2 separate regions of the Homo sapiens genome follow, and region 2 is linked to region 1. A link is an interaction called in ENCODE POLR2A ChIA-PET data of the cell type or tissue named here. Cell type or tissue: PC-9. All regions are shown on one strand. Each heading gives the region's core, and the rest is flanking DNA. Links, peaks and the distances in the headings are about the cores only. Region 1 overlaps ENOX2 (ecto-NOX disulfide-thiol exchanger 2). Region 2 has its middle 190 kb from the start of ENOX2-AS1.

Evidence for each region. Peaks named below come from ENCODE experiments on the same cell type or tissue, not always from the same donor. Only the 100,000 strongest peaks of a DNase experiment are listed, where the experiment ranks them.
Region 2: POLR2A ChIA-PET joins it to region 1 with 7 read pairs; 2 of 35 experiments call an interaction of 5 or more read pairs at or near these places.

Annotation. Positions count from the first base shown.
Region 1 is chrX:130,874,933-130,883,276 of GRCh38, forward strand. All of the region lies in intron 2 of ENOX2 (ecto-NOX disulfide-thiol exchanger 2), which reads right to left. Among named protein-coding and RNA genes, the nearest start is that of ENOX2, 24 kb to the right of the region's middle. In PC-9, for the core only: no CTCF peak of the experiment used is centred there; a DNase peak (open chromatin) is centred at 4,219; H3K27ac peaks cover 830 bases.
Region 2 is chrX:130,611,780-130,620,102 of GRCh38, forward strand. No RefSeq gene overlaps it. Among named protein-coding and RNA genes, the nearest start is that of ENOX2-AS1, 190 kb to the right of the region's middle. In PC-9, for the core only: no CTCF peak of the experiment used is centred there; no DNase peak of the experiment used is centred there.

The sequences.
Region 1 (8,344 bases), core at 329-8,328:
CTAATTTTCTTCTTCAACTTGTTGTTCTTGGCTTCTTCACTCAGGAATAATCCCAATCAAATGCAAGAAGTGTGTGAGTCACTAAACAGGGCACTTAATTTTGGTTGTCTTATATTACATATTTATACCATGGAGATTCTGGCTACTTTTTAAAAAGTAGTTTTAAAAGGTATAGGTTTGGTTCTGAAGTGGTGTTACTGGTGAGAAAGGGTATAGGAAAACTATGTACAGAGTCACCTCTCATGGGATCTTATTCTAAGTGAGGTGTGTGCCTTTTAAAAATCAGTCACTCTCTATAAATTCAGAGTAATTGTTTTTGAAATCTAAGCTGGCTTTTTTTTTTTTTGCACAAATTGACACACTGATTCCAAAATTCATGTACAAATACAAGAAACCCAGAAAAACCAAAACAATCTTAAAGAAGAGCAAAGTTGGAGGACTCTCATTTCCTGAGATCAAAAGAGTGTGGTACTGACATAAGGGCAGGCATATAGACAAAACAGTGTGGTAACAATGTAAGGGCAGGCATATAGACAAAAGGAATAAAATTGAGTGTTCAGAAATAAACACTTATATTTACCTTCAATTAATTTTTGACAAGAGTGTCAAGACCACGCAACAGAGAAAAGTGGTTTTTCAAACAAATGATGCTGGGACATTTGGATATCCAGGTGAATACTATAGTTGGATCCCTGCCTCACATCATATACAACAATGAACTAAAATCGGATCATAGGCCTATATGTAAGAGCTAAACTTTGAAATTCTTAGAAAACATGAAAGTGAATCTTCATGACTTTGAAGTTAAGCAGTGGTTTATTATATATGATACCAAAACAGAAGCAACAAAAGAAAAAAAGATAACTGTGCTTTATCAAAATTAGAAATATTTTCAGACAAATGATATAATCATAAAAGTGAAAAGAAGGCCTACAGAATGGTAGAAAGTATTTTCAAAACCACAATAAGACACCACTTCACACCTATTAGTATAAAATAAAAAGAAAGGCAGACAATAATAAGTGTTGACAAGATTGTGGACAAACTGGAATGCTTATTTATTGCTGGTAGGACCGTAAAATTGTGCAGCCACTTTGGAAAACATTTTTGCCACCTCCTCAAAAGGTTAAACATAGAGTTACCACATGACCCAGGTATATACGCCTAGGTATATATATACCAAAGAGTAATGAACACATATGTCCACATGAAAACTTATACATTAATGCTCATAGCAGCATTACTGACAATAGCCAAAAATGGAAATAACCCAAATGATGACTAGATAAACAAAATGTGCTATGTCCATACAGTGGAACATTACCCAACCATAAAATGGAGTGAAATACTGATTAGTGATATAACACAGATTAACCTTGAAATCATTATGCTAAGTGAAAGAAGCCAGATGAAAAAGGCCACATATTTCATGATTCCATTCATATGGAATGTCCAGAATAGGCAAATCTATAGAGGGAGTAGATTAGTAGTTGCCTAGCACTGGGAGTTGGAGGAAGGGAGTATAGGAAATTGGGAGTTAAAGGCTAAGGAGATCTGGGTTTACTTATTTTGGGGGTAACAAAAATGTTCTAAAATTAGATTTTTGGTGAGGGTTGCACAACCCTGTGAATATACTAAAGATCACTAAATTATACACTTAAAATGAGTAAACTGTATGATATGTAAGCCATACATCAATAAAGCTGTTAATAAAAACAGTCACTCGGAGCACATGATGATTGTTTTCCAGCATTTGAAGGGCTACCAGTTGCTTGGCATAGCAGCAAGGGGAAGTAGAATCAGGGTCACCACACTACATAACTCCTCAATTTATTCTGTAGGTTGTGTGGATGGTACTATGTCTAAGAGTAGGAGCTGAATAGAGGCTGAAAAGAGATTTTGGCTTATTTATGCAAACATTCAATAACTTGAGCTATTCAAAAATCAGATTTCCTACCGTATACTAGAGACTGTTAAATTATTGGGAGTATCTAAGCATAAACTGGATTGACCACTTGAGGATGGAGTAGATATAGGGAATAGATTATGTATGAAAGGGAGTGAGGGAAAATGACTTGATAACCTTTAAGGTTTCTTACAACCATAAAATTCTTTTAAAATGCTTATATTACAAAATCCTTCTGAACTTTTATCTATAAACCTCCCTTTTCTCTTTCTTAATAATTTTCTCATTAGCTGGAAATAAATGAGTACTTACATATTCCCACTAGAGTCATAAGTCCCAATAGTCGTATTATTATACGAAATAATAAAACTTGATGCTGTGGTTTAAGCCATTTCTAATATTTATATGCTGTTTCTGGCTCAATCATTTAGCAAAGGGCACATCTACTGGATTGCTCTTTCCTTAGTCTGCAGGTTTAAGGGTAGCATTTCGTAAATGTTAGTAAGAACAACATCCTACATTGTACTTAACACTGATAATAGTTAATGAATACAAATCATTCCGTACTCTTTTATCTCCTTCCTCCCTCTTCTGTCCTTTCCCCAGATATGGAATAGGCAGGCTGTTGATTTTTACAAGTTGCTTCCAAAGCTCCTGAATGAACTATTTGTCTGAGCGTTTTAAATATTTTGGCTTAAGTCCATGAATGCCATAAGAAACTGGCACTCCATTTTGCAATGCTTTTCTCTCTGTCAATAACTTTAACTTGGGATCATAAAGGGAAAGCATTTGGCAGGTGGTCCATTATGATCTAGATTTAAAACCTCATGGGGAGTCGTCTACTCCATTTTACACTTTACTGGGAATGATTCCGATACTGAAAAGAGAGAAGTACAGATACTATGAGAAAAGCTGTTTATCCATCACCTGTTTCACAACAGCAAGGGGCAGTTTACTATCCTGGGAGGGGCAGCTTATCAATAGTGCCCTGAGGATCAGAAATGGCTAAAGAGCTTCAAATACTTCCCTCACTGGATTGGTCAAGTACAGGCAACACAATACAGTAGGTGCTAGCTAAGTAGTGCTGGCTGACTTATCCTGGCTCACTGACATGTCAAAAATCTCCAATGGAAAACATCTGCAATGAAATTGTACTCATTGTCCAGCTAGTACACCAGAGCCTTACTATAAATCCCAACCTCAGTGTTCATGCCTTGGAACTGTGTTCTAATGTTCTAACATAGCCCTTCTGTTACTTCCAGTAATAAATCCATGTGGAGATGGTCCAAGAAGGGCATTGCCTTAGATCATATTCCATGTTAGAGTGAGGTTCTTCTCTACAGCTTATGCTTCATCTGGCCTTAATGTGAGGCCAGCCAAAGAAATGTTCTGGAGAGTTTGCTTCGGGGTGGGGTTTCCTTTTATTTTAACTAGCTGTTAATATTTGACAAAACAATTATGTCCTTCTCACTTCAATTCCTTCAAACCATTTCTTCTCAGACCATTTCTTTCCCTTCTTGTTAAATGCCTCACAAAGCCCATGGGTAGGGCACTCAGGGAATACTAGTTGAGATGGGGAGAGACACTACTGGAATTCCAGGCTCATCCCTCCAGTGGTCATATTTCTGCCTGTGCTTATTCCTTTTTCCGTGAGACTATGCTCTTTATTGCTCACTCCATTCAAAAGAGCCGTGAGTGCCAATATTCACGAACTACTCAAGCTGTCTTTATCATATTTACTTTGTGTCCTACCTTCATAAACCACTCTCCCTAGATTCCTTAAGCATTTCAATTGCTCTTTTCCATTTCAAGCATCTCAGTTCCAGAGAATGGAAACTTGGGCATAGTCTTACTACCAATTAAAAAGGGATTCTCACTACTATGCTCTAAGTTATTTGTCCATATCCATGTCAGTTACTCAAAACCATATTGGCTTTTAAAATGATGTATCACATTGCACACTCTTAATATAGTTTACTATCCCCTGTCACTTGTAGATGTATAAAAGCATGAATCAAAATTACTTTTGATGTTTTATATTTATTTGTTTGATATTTATAACCAAGACGAAATGTAAAATGCCACCCATAAAACCTTTCCAGAATAGTCTGATTTACTTGCAGCTTATTGTCATTTTTATTAAATATGGATTGTCACAATTATTTTACGTTCCTCATATTCCTTACCACAAATTGAGGTGAATGCAGATTGTACAACTTCCAATGAATAAGCTGGGCAAATTTCCATGACTCAGCAGAGTGTGTAAGGCTTGTGGTTCTTTGCAATTCCTGTTCCACCTCCAAACCCCACGGTCAAGGTTTGGGAAAATGCCAACCATGTTTGGCAGCAAGAGTCAGCAGTCTCTTAGACTGCTGGGCAAGCGAGTGGCAATAAGTAGAGTGTATAAAGAATCTAAAGAAGGCTTTCTTTACAACCCCTTAGTCAGAAGCCCTCTTAAAACACATCCCAATTCCTGTTCAATACACAGCTAGCACAGGAAGTGTTTTCTTTACATTCTCCCATTTTACGCAGATCTGGGATTTTTATGAGGGAACATCCTAGTACTGATAATCTCTCTTCTCTCTTCCCTTCTCCCTTTCTCTCCCTCCCTCCATCCCTCCCTCCCTCCCATCTTATCTCTTCAACACCCATACCCACAGAGAAACAGAGTAAGAGAATAGGTAACCATTCACAATTATGTGTATAAGTAAAAAGCAACAGGAATGCAGGCTTTCTAAGAGCAGTGTTTCTGGAGACAGAGCTCTAGACAAGTTAGTGGTATATATAGTCTCGGCTAAGAAGAACAACTTCTTTATCATTTATTGAGAGTACTAACAAGGATTAAATAAAATAATTTATGTAAATATCTTAGCATAGTCCTATAGCATACCTTTAAAACATATTTCCCTTCTTCTCTACTCTGGTTTAAATTAGGAAGGATCCTGATCAGAGTGAACTTTTTTTACTGAAAGCAGAAATGACTGGTTTCCTAAACAAAGTAAAAATGTCACTGAAAATTGTAGATGTAGTCTGGGGGAAGGGAGAGGCAAGAAGTTAAAATTTTCCTTTAGATCCAAATGGGTTTTCTCTTTACACATTTCTCAAAACTGTAGCTGCGATACTGTCTCTTTAGTCCTCAAAACAAAAGAACCTATATGCAGAGTGCTCCAGGGTGGCCCTGAGAGGCACTTTGAAACACCCGTTTTGAACTCCTCTAGGCAGTTCAGTGAGGTTGGATACAACAATGAATTCTGGGAGTGAGTTTGAATGGTACAAAAAAGCTGGGGAGGATGCCTGCTGTCCATTAAAAACAGAAAACAGAGCCAAAGAAAGTGAAGAATGGAAAGAGAAAGAAGGGAATTTCAGGATGTGCTAAAAATTTTAGCAATTGAAAAGTATACAAAGAACTGGGATCTAGGCAACAGAGGGCAGGTCCAGCAGGCATAGTTACTTACCATATAGTTTCCATAGATAACAATAGTCAAGGACATTACTCTATCCATGTATTTTTTTTTCCCAGTACTTTAGAAATTTGACACTGGGTTCTTTTTAAAGCCACCAAGTACAACTAATATACTTGATGAACTCCACACAATAACAAAACATAAAAGGACCTACATTTATATCTCTTTATGTACAGACTACATTCCATTTCTGATCAACTTCTTCCAAAGTATTAATGCTATTTTAAATAACAAAATAGTCCTGAAAGGAATATACTACTGGTTCAAAAAAGATTTACTCGCGGAAGAAATGGAAGCTGAAAAGTTGTGAGTCATGAGTGGCTAAGGGGTTGAACAATCCAAAAGAAAATAGTGAAAGGGACTATGAGAGCTAAAATGTATAAAAGTGTCTATGACATAAACATTGAAGGTAGGAGCTCTTCTGATTAACTCAACTTTCTTATCCCTAGCTCAGAAATCAAGACTTAACAGCCAACCCTCAACAGCAAGCCAATATGAGAAAAACAGTACTGATGAGAAATGCAGAGTGCAGCTCGCATTTAAATTTAGTTGAGATCATAATTTGTCAAATCCCTTCTGAGGATAACTCACTTTAGGCCGTTTTTAAAATTTAAATTATCCATAAAAAGAAATGCTTGTCCTATATGTAAAAGGAAACAACATTCCAGTTTGATTTCCTGTTGATACAATTATCACTGTGGCCATCTAGACCTGTAAGAGAATTACTCCTTCTGGATAGCCAAACCTTCTTGAGCTGCACTGACGGTACTACATCCAGTAGCCACATGTGATTATTTAAATATCCATTTAATTAAACTTAATAAAACAAAAAAATTCAGTTCCTCAGTTGAAGTAGCCACATTTCAATGCTCAATAGCCACATGTGGCTAGTGGATACTGTGTTAGATAGATAGTAAAGATACAGAATACTTCATCATCTAACACAGTTCCATCAGGCAGCACTGGGTTAGATATCAGGAAACTAAGACTTTCAGTGTTCGAACAAAATATTCAAACCATTTTCAGGATAGTTTTTCCACAGTGTAATTAATATGAATATCCATAGAGAATACAGATCAGAATTTAGCATTTTTGCCTTTGAACAGTGGTTCTCAAAAGTCATTCATACAGGAGAATTATCTGGGGAGTTTGCTAAATGCAGATCACTCAGAGTGATTCAGTAGGTCTGGGATGGGGATTCAGAAATCTACATTTTACACATGTCTTAGGTAACGCTGTCACAGGTAATTCCTAAACCACATTTTGAGAAACACTGTGATTATGCATCAAAAATTCCAATTATCACTTTACATATACCGATTTCTTTTCTTGAATGGTATTAAATATGTGTACATAGGCAAGCCCTTATCGCTATACAAAAGTGCAAAATGTTCCACAAAGGCAAAAGACAGCTTTCAAAGTATAGTAGCTCTGAGCGAGGATGAGTATAGAAAAAAAAAATTAAGAAGGTACTTGCACTAGGAAAAAAAAACTTTTGAACAGAATATTCCAGAATACCTATGCAAAGCAGAAGCAATTTAGCCATCCAGCTTCAGAAACTCATGCTTCGGAACAGCTCGGAACCTTTAGCTAGCAGAAGAGGAGAAAAACCTCTGGTGGTGCAGCTGCTGAAGGTCTGAATACTGCATGTGAGTGCTAACTGTGTGCAAGACACCAGGTTATGTGCTAAGAGACAAGTAAAATATGGTCATGACTTCAAGAACTCAGTCTATTGGGGGAAGACAGACCAAAAATAAATATTAAATACAGTAGCAGGTATAATTTGAGTGGAACCTTAAATATTGAGCAGCTCTACGATCGCTGGAGATAAGGAAGGATGGCAATTGAAATGTAGAGAACAGTATGGAAAGGCACAGGAGCTTGAAAATTTGGGGTGTACTTATGACCCAGAAGTGGTCTAGAGTGGCAGGTAAATAAGATATAGAGAGCGTTGTGTAGTGGGAGATAAGAGTGTAAGGGAATTCTGAGTGCCTGGGACAAGGCTATGGATGGCCCTGAATGTCTATTTGGAAAAAAAAAAAAAAAAGCAAAATCCTTTAGAGGATTTTTAAGGAGAGGAGTGATAGGATAAGATCTGCATTTAGGAAGAACATTCTAACAGTTAGGCATAAAATGGAGTCGGGAGAGAGTAGACACAGAGAAGATGTGTGATGTTTGGCCATTTGGCTGCATGGAAGAAAAATTACACTTTGGCTGTCAATGTTTCTTGTTGCAAAAAGCTGAGAATGGAGAGAAGCAACAGATTATGAAAGAGACCTTAAAAGCAAAGCTGAAAATCTGAAGAAAGAACATGAGTAGTAGCAATGTTTAGAAATTCCTGGGGATGCAATGTTCCCCTTCACTTTGTCAGTAAAGACTACCAACGATGGGGGTTGGAAAGAAAGTAAAAATTTTTAATAGTCTGGTCAGCAGACAGCTCTACACTGTCTAGGTCTTTTGAAGTCATGAACAATGGGATATCTGCTCCGGGTAGCACACAGGTGGGCAAACAGTTTCTTTAATAAAGAACCCCTAAAGACATACAGCATACTCCACAGTGGTTAAGAGCATTGGCTCTGAAGACAAACTTGCCATCCAATATTGATTCTTGCTACTTAGTAATTGTGTGACGTGGTAGGCTGGATACTTAAACTCTGTATCTGTTTTTCTAACCTGAAAATGGAAATACTACTGTCTACCTTATGGCATTGCTGTGAGCGTTGATGAGTTCATACATATAAGGTATTTATAACATGATCTGGCACAGAGCAAGCTTTCAATAAATGTTAGTTTGTTTTTTGTTTTGTTTTGTTTTGTTTTTTTCTGAGATAGAGTTTTGCTCTTGTTGCCCAGGATGGAGTGCAATGGCATGGTCTCAGCTCACTGTAACCTCTGCCTCCCGAGTTCAAGCGATTCTCCTGCTGCAGGCTCCCACGTAGCTGAGATTACAGGAACCCACCACCATGCCCGGCTA
Region 2 (8,323 bases), core at 324-8,323, 260 kb before region 1:
TGGATAAATATAACTATGTTATACTTCTGAGACCCCTTTTCCATTTACTTTTTTTTTTTTTTTGTAGACTGTCTCTCAAATCTCTCTTTTCCTCCTTAGTCCTATTTCCATTACTCTGGTCCAAGCCCTGATCATCTTATGCCTGGCAAACTTTAATAGCCTTCTGTTTGACTCCCTGGCTTCCAGCTGTTTTTCTCCATGCTGCTTCTTGGCATTCTAATTATCCGGCATTTTGGCAGATGTCTTAGTCTGTTCGGGCTGCTATAATGAAATACCACTGACCGGGCATCTTATAAACAACAGAAATTTATTTCTCACAGGTCTGGAGGCTGGGAAGTCCAAAATCAAGGTGCTGGCAGATTTGGTGTCTGGCGGGGCTCAATTTCTGGTTCATAGATGGTGTCTTCTAGCTGTTGTCCTCACATCAAGAGGGAGCAAGTCAGCTCTCTTGGGCCATTCCTCCTAGATAGCACCTTTTAGCTGTGTCCTTACATGGTAAATGAGGCTAACTAGCTCTTTGTGTTCTTTTTTATAAGGCACTAATCCCAATCGTGAGGGCTTTGATCTCATGATTTAATCTCCCAAAGGCCTCACCTTATAATACCATCACCTTGGGGGTTAGAGTTTCAACATATGCATTTTCAAGGGGACACAAGGATTCAGACCATAGCAGCAAGACTGTGGTTTTAGAATTTGGGGGCTTAAGCAAGCATCAGATACTGCATACGATGGGAGATTGGGAAAGGAGGAAAGAATGCTCATCAGCCTTCAGACTCAACTAGTCTAGAGATCACTACCAGCCCTCAGGTGTGCAGTCTTGTTGAAATATTCTGGGCAGAGGAAGGGGTGGGTGTCTTATACCCAGATTGTGACTTACCTAGGGCTGGGACCAGAAAAAACAAGTACACCAGCATGCAGGCCTCATGGAGACTCCCTATAATTAGAAGGGTCATTGTTTCTAATGCCTGGGCTACAATTTTTATCAAGGTTCTGGACAAGAGAGAAGCCTCTGCTTATTAGCAGAATCTTCATGGAGAATCCTTATACTTTCCCTGTGCTTGCCTTTCTTTGTTGGTGGCATGAGGAGGGATATAGAGAGAGGAGGGTGTGGCAATTATTGTTCTAGTTGACTGGCACTTTCCTTCTCAATTTTCTACCTCTCCTCCCCTACCCCTGCCCAGCCACTTTGGTTTCTCTTGGGCACTGCTCTGCGTCCTAGTCCACTTACATAGTTTTCCCAGGAGCGTCCATTTTGTTACACGACACTAGCCTCATGGCTACCTGGTCTGGACACTTGAATCAAGTTGGTCAATGAGTTCCTTCCTCAGAGTTTCTGTATTTGAGGTCAGAGTATACTTCAGTTCTCTCTCTGTGTGTAGTTGGCTTTGTTAAAATGTGAAGCTCTGGAGTTGTTGGTGATGGCAGCAAGAAGAAAGAATGAAGTTATAATTCAGATAGCAATAGTGACAAGAGACATGCAGAGGCCTGGCTCATTCTGTGGCACCAGTGTAGTTGTTTCTGAGGCCCAGGGAGATTCCTGGCTTTTGATTCCCTAAAGCAGTAATGATGATACTTCATGTTGACATCATGCTTCAAGCACTTTAAATAACTTATTTAAGTCTCATAATAATCCTGTGAGGAAGATAGTATTATCATTTCCATTTTACACATGAAAAAACTGAGGCAGAGGGAGGCTGAGTAGCTTGCTCAAGGTCACAGAGTCAGGACTTGTACCCTTGTAGTTAGATTTCATTCTCTTCACATTATACCTCCAATCTTTGTAGCAATTATCTAAATCACCCTTGCCTAAGCCAGTTCAAGGACCCTGCTACCACCATCCCTAGGCAAGAGACAGGGTCCTAATAGATGGAATTACTTTTTGTATGCCCAACTTTAGAAGTTTAATTCTCTCTGGCTCTTTCTCCTTTGTTGCCTCCTTTCTTCTCCTTTTCACTTGCCCCTTCCTTTCTTCTTTTCTTCATTTCTTCTCCCGAGCTCACGCTCTCCCTTTTTGAAATTTGTCAATCATTCTCCCTATTTTCTTGATTATTCTTAACAACATGCAATGGTATTGTCATTTTCCATATTAAAAACTGCTCTCTTGACTCCATTTCCCCCTTCAGTTTCAGCCCCATTTCTATGCTCCTCTGTACAACCAAATTCTTTAAAAGGGTTATGCATATTCAGCTTGCAATTCTTCTGCTTTTATACTCTCCTAAACTTACTTGTCAGGCGTGTGCCCTCCACCACTCTACTGAAACTGCAAGTTTACAAGTGACCTCCACATTGCTAAATCCAGAGGTCATTTCTCACTTCTTACATTAATTGCCTTTTCAGCAGCATTTGACACCTTCACTCCATCCTTGTTCACTTCCTCACTTGGCTTCTAGGATGCTACACTCTCATGGTCCTTTTCAGTGTCACTTGTTGGTTTTTCTTATATCCCTGGCCTTTTAATCTTGGCGTTCTCCTGGCCTCAGTCCTTGGACCTTGGTCATCTCCTTGGTAATCTCATTTAGTTTCACGACTTTAAATACCGTCTGAAAGCTGATGATTTCCAACTGTATATTTGCAACTTGGACCTCTTTTCTAACCTTCAGATTCCTTTATTCAACTGCCTACTTGGCATTTCCACCTGAAAGAGATTCAGCATCTCAAACTTAACATCTCCAAATCTGATCTTCCTTCTCAAATCTGCTCCTTCTGTAGTCTTCCCCATCTTGGTAAGTTCCACTGGTTTGTGCCAAGAAGCTTCATTCTTCATTCCACTCTTTCTCTTACAGCCTGTATTCAATTCATTCACATGTTCAAAATACATCTAAAATCATACCATTTCTCATAACTTCCAATGCTACCACCGTGGTCCAAAGTCACTTTTATTTCTTTTCTTTTCTTTTTTCTTTTTCTTTTCTTTCTTTTTTTTTTTGAGAAGGAGTCTCGCTCTGTCGCCCAGGCTGGAGTGCGGTGGCGGGATCTCGGCTCACTGCAAGCTCCGCCTCCCGGGTTCGCGCCATTCTCCTGCCTCAGCCTCCCGAGTAGCTGGGACTACAGGCGCCCGCCAACACGCCCGGCTAATTTTTTGGATTTTTTAGTAGAGACGGGGTTTCACCGTGTTAGCCAGGATGGTCTCGATCTCCTGACCTTGTGATCCGCCCACCTCGGCCTCCCAAAGTGCTGGGATTACAGGCGTGAGCCACTGCGCCCGGCCACCTTTATTTCTTAACTAGATTATTGCAATGGCCTCCAACGGGTCTCCCTATTTCCTCCCTTACCGTTTACAGTTTACTTTCCACTCAGCATCCAGAGTGATCCTTTGAAAATGCTAGATATATCATGTCTCTTCTCTGCTCAAAACCCTACGATGGCCCCAGTTTTCACGCAGAATAAACCCTAGAGTCCTTACAGTGGCCTATATGGTCCTATTGGATCTGGGCTCCTGTTACCTTTCTGAATTCATCTTCTCCTATGTTACCGTTTTCCCCCCTATACTCCAAGTGTACTGTACTCCTTGCTGTTTTTGAATACATTAGGTAAGTTCCTGCTTCAAGACCTTAGCATTTGCATTTCCCTCTGCCTAGAACACTTCCCTTCCGGATATATATGTAATCCATTCTCTTACCTTTAAAAAATCTTTGCCCAAATGATGTTTCCTCAGGTGTTCAAATATCACCCTATTTAAAATTCAATATGGCCCACCAATATTCTCTATCCTCTTTCCCATTTTTATCTTTTTCCTTAGCACTTAGTACCTTCTCATATATTATATAATTTATTTACTTTGTTTATTGTTAGTCTACTTGTGCTATGGATTGAATTGTGCCCCCTCCCATTTATATGTTGAAGCCCTAACCCCCAAAGTGATGGTATTTGGAGATGGGGCCTTTGAAAGGTAAATAGGGGGAGATGAGGTCATAAGGATGGGCCCTCATGATGGGATTAGTGCTCTTATAAGAAGAGATATTAGAGAGCTTTCTCTTTCTCTCCCCCAACTTCTCTCTTTCTCTTCAATGTAAGACTGTAAAAAAGTGGCCATCTGCAAACCAGGAAGAGAGCCCTCACCAGGAAACCAAATCAGTCAGCAATTTGATCTTGGACTCTTCAGCCTCCAGAACTGAGAAATAAACTTCTGTTGTTTGAGCTACCTAGTCTATGGCATTTTGTTATGGCTGCCCAAGCTGATGGAAACAGCCCCCTACCCCATCCCTAGAGCATAAGCTCAAGGACAAGAAGCTTTGTCTGATTGCTTACTGTTGTATCATCAATGCCTAGAATAGTTGTCTAGCATGTAGTGGGTGCTCCGTAAATATTTGCTAAGTAAATGCATGGATGAATGAATCAGATATGGTCCTTGCAGAGAGGATGACATGTACATGAGCACACTATGAGGTGGACAGTGGTTAAGTCACATGATGAAGGTACAGATAAAGGGTTCTGAGGGCTCGAAGAAACGGAGAGGTCATTCAGAGATGGAGAGGGAGTGAGGGGAATCCAGGAGGGCTTGATGGAGAAGGTAGCATTTGAGTTAGACCTTGAAGGAAGGGTAGGTTTTAGACTTGTGAATGTATGGGGAGGCACAGGGAGTTCAGTCTGGCTGAAGTAGTGTATTTGAAGAGTAGTAGAAGTGGAAAATACAATTAGAATGAAGTCTGGAGCAAAATCGTAAAAGGCCCTGAATGCCAGGGTAAGGAGATTTGTCTTTAGGTGTGGTATGAAGTGGAGCGGATATGAAGGTTATAGAATTGTCAGTAAAACTTTGAGTCATCAATCAATGATAGTTTCTGATTTAACTTTTGGTTCTTTACTCAATTAATTGTCTCTTACCTAACTCCAAGTTCTTTAGGAGCTTGATGATATGGTTCCTAACCATAATAGACAAGAAGCAAACAAGAAGAAAGAGGAGAGATTGGATATGAAAACAGATATACTTCCAGGGAGAAAGGGAAAATAGCTCGATGGCTTCTTGGCTTGAAGGATGAAGATGGAACCCTCAACTTCAGGCTTAATACCTCTGTGACTGTGCAATCTAATAACTAAAGTTATCAGTGGCAGCATGGATCCATAATGCAGAGGAGAAGTCAGGACAGGTCTGGAACCTTTTAACAACATGGGAAAGGATGTAAAGTATCTCAGAAATGTTTACAATTTTTTTTAATTTAAAATGATTTTTAAAAGATTGGTACTGGAAGGGGAACGTTTCAACTATCTGGTAAGCTCACTTATATTAAATACTATAAACAAGGCATGATTGTAATACTGGTTTTACCAAGTGCTGCATGCACTGCTCTGTGTGTGTGTGTGTGTGTGTGTGTGTGTGTGTGTGTGTGTCTGTGTGTGTGTGTGTGTGAGAGAGAGAGAGAGAGAGAGAGAGAGAAAGACAGAGAGAAGGCTGTATTAAGTGAAAAACACTGAATTCAGCATTCCAGGTTTTTCTCTCCTGAACTGGTTCAAATGGGTAGAATATGTTTCATTAGTGTATTAAAACTCATCCACACCCTTGATTCTTTGAGTTCCTCTTCATACTCCTCAAGAATAATGTCTCAGATTCATCTGTACATCCCCTATTGTCTGGCAGAATGTCTTAAGACAGATTAAGCACTTGAACCACATATGAATTGAAATATTGAATTTCACATCTTGAGGCCCAGCCACATGAAACAGACTGTTTTACTGGTGTGGGCACAAAACTTACTTTCTTAAAAGGGGATAAGATGATGCTTTATGTTTTTCTTTCTTTCTTTCTTTCTTTCTTTCTTTCTTTCTTTCTTTCTTTCTTTCTTTCTTTCTTTCTTTCTTTCTTTCTTTCTTCTTTCTTTTTTTAACTCTGCTTGGAATTTCTTGCCTTTTTATGATACCAACCACCCATTGGGCAGATGTCTTCAGGGACGTCAACAACGCCTAGTTCCTTTCCTGTGCTAGAACTGATGGTTTGGAGCCTAACATCTCGTAAGCAGTGTTTGGCTCATTTTTTCCTAAATGCAGTACTTTATACTTGCTCATATTGAAGCTCATCTGTCACTCCTTCACATGGAAATGCAAACTTGAAGGCATATCCTGTCATTTATGCATTGACTTAGAATTTCAAAATGTGCAAAGAATTAGTATGCCAATCATTTATAAATCTTATTGTTTAAAATATATTTTATTATAATAAGTGATTCTATAGAGCTTACCATGTGATGGGCATTATTCTAAGTAATTTATAAATATTAACGCTTTTAATGAAGTTACTCCTGGTACCACTTTGGGAACTCTCACTTTACCTTTCATCAGTCTTCCTGCTATTGGTGCTTCTTTACATAGAGACTTCAGGTAGAATTTAGTGTGTGAATTTGGATGGAAAAGTTAAATTCATATTTTTACTAACCTCTAACTGAAAATTGGCATTTTCTTTCCTTATAAATGTAGGCTACAATCTACAGAGATGTTAGCAGTACCTGTGCCTTTTTCATCAGCATCACAGATATTATCATATCACATGATATTGCGGATTTCTTGAGCTGTTTATGCTCATCACTACTTCGGAACTGAAGTGGTTATTAGGCTTGTTGCTGTTTCATATTGCTATTTCAGGTGTTAAAGGAGCATATATGTTACTATATCACAAACATGTTTTAAAAATATTTTGAGAAGTATACTATTTCAATATCCAGATGGTCCCCAACTTACAATGGTTTGACTTACATTTTTCAACTTTATAATGGTGTGAATGCAATGTATGTTCAGTAAAAATTGTATTTTGAGTACTCATACAGGTTTCTGTTTGGTGCTGTTTTTCTGTTTCAGTACAGAAACAGATTCCATTTTTCACTTTTCAGTATGGTATTCAACACATTACATGAGATATTCGACACTTTATTATAAAATAGGCTTTGTGTTAATTTTTTGCCCAAATGTAGGCTAAAGTGTTCTGAGCATGTTTAAGGTAGGCTAGGCTAAGCTATGATGTTTGGCAGGTTAGGTGTATTAAATGCATTTTTGACTTATGACATTTTCAACTTACGATAGTTTTATTGGGATGTAACCACATAGTAAGTCAAGGAGCATTTGTAGTTGGTTTCCTTTGTATTTTATTTTATTCATTTAAAAAATGTTATTCTGATAAGGAGTTCATGTGCTTCACCAGACTTACAAAGGGGTTCATGGCACCAAAAAATATTCAGAACCCCTACTTTATATTCCCTCAGCTATAACAGGCAGAGGCTGGAGCTGAAGTGGGGTAGAGATAGGGAGAACTCAGGAATCTTACATTCTCATCCCAGCTCCATCATCCACTTAGCTGTGCGACCTAGGGTATAGCTCTTCATCTTTTGAGACTTGTTTTCCTTAGCTGCAATAATGGTGAGGAAGTCATCTGCCCCTGCTAGTTCACAATGTGTTGTGAAGATCAAATGACATAATGCTTGTGCACGGAGTTGCTTTGAAAACAGCTTAAAGCATCATATAAGGTATTTATTGAGGAATAGTAACAAGTTAAGGTTTCAGAGGTCCGATGCCACAGAGGACTATTCATATTCAAACAGACTTGGAGTGAATGCAGTTCGGTAGAACACCCTTTAATGTGTCTTGTATACCATTTCCACCCAAGATCTGATGTCATCTCCATAGGGCTCTATAGCCTTGAATGTGCATACCTGTTTGTATAATCAATTCTTTTCTTTCCTTCTGTTGCCCCAATAATTAATTGCTTTAGTATGCCTTTGAGGTCATCCTCCCAGATAGAAAACTTAAGCAAGCTTAGAACTTCAAAGCTTACTGTCAAACTGAAAAACTGGGTTGATGTTATGAATCTTGGGAAATGGTAGAGGAGATAGGACCTCCTTGGCCTTCTTGTTAATGGGATGTGGTCTATCTTGTAATGGGAGTGGGTAGAATTGGAAGGATACTTAGACTGTATCAGAAGACAGTAGAAGGAAGTTTCCCCACTGTGTTTGGCTTGGGCCAAGCACTACCTAACTCTAATGGAGCATTGTTCAGTAAAATCTCCTGAATTTCTCTGAGCCAGCAGGTCTCCTTCTTTTAAGTTATTGTGTGGCCCATTACTATGAAGGTAGCTCTGGTTTCATTAAAGCATTGTTGATATGACTATTGGTTGGATAATGATTATAGCTATTTATTGAGCACTTACTTTGCCAGGCATAGTACTGGGCACTTTACATTGATCAACACCTCATAAATGAAACTTCAAGGGAAATATACGATTTTCACTTTAAAGATTTAAAAAAGGCTCAGAGAAGTGACAGTGTTATAAAGTGACTTGGGGCACCATGACTGTGTCATTTAGCAGGCTCCCCTACCAGAATATAAGCTCTTGGGGGAAGGGGAC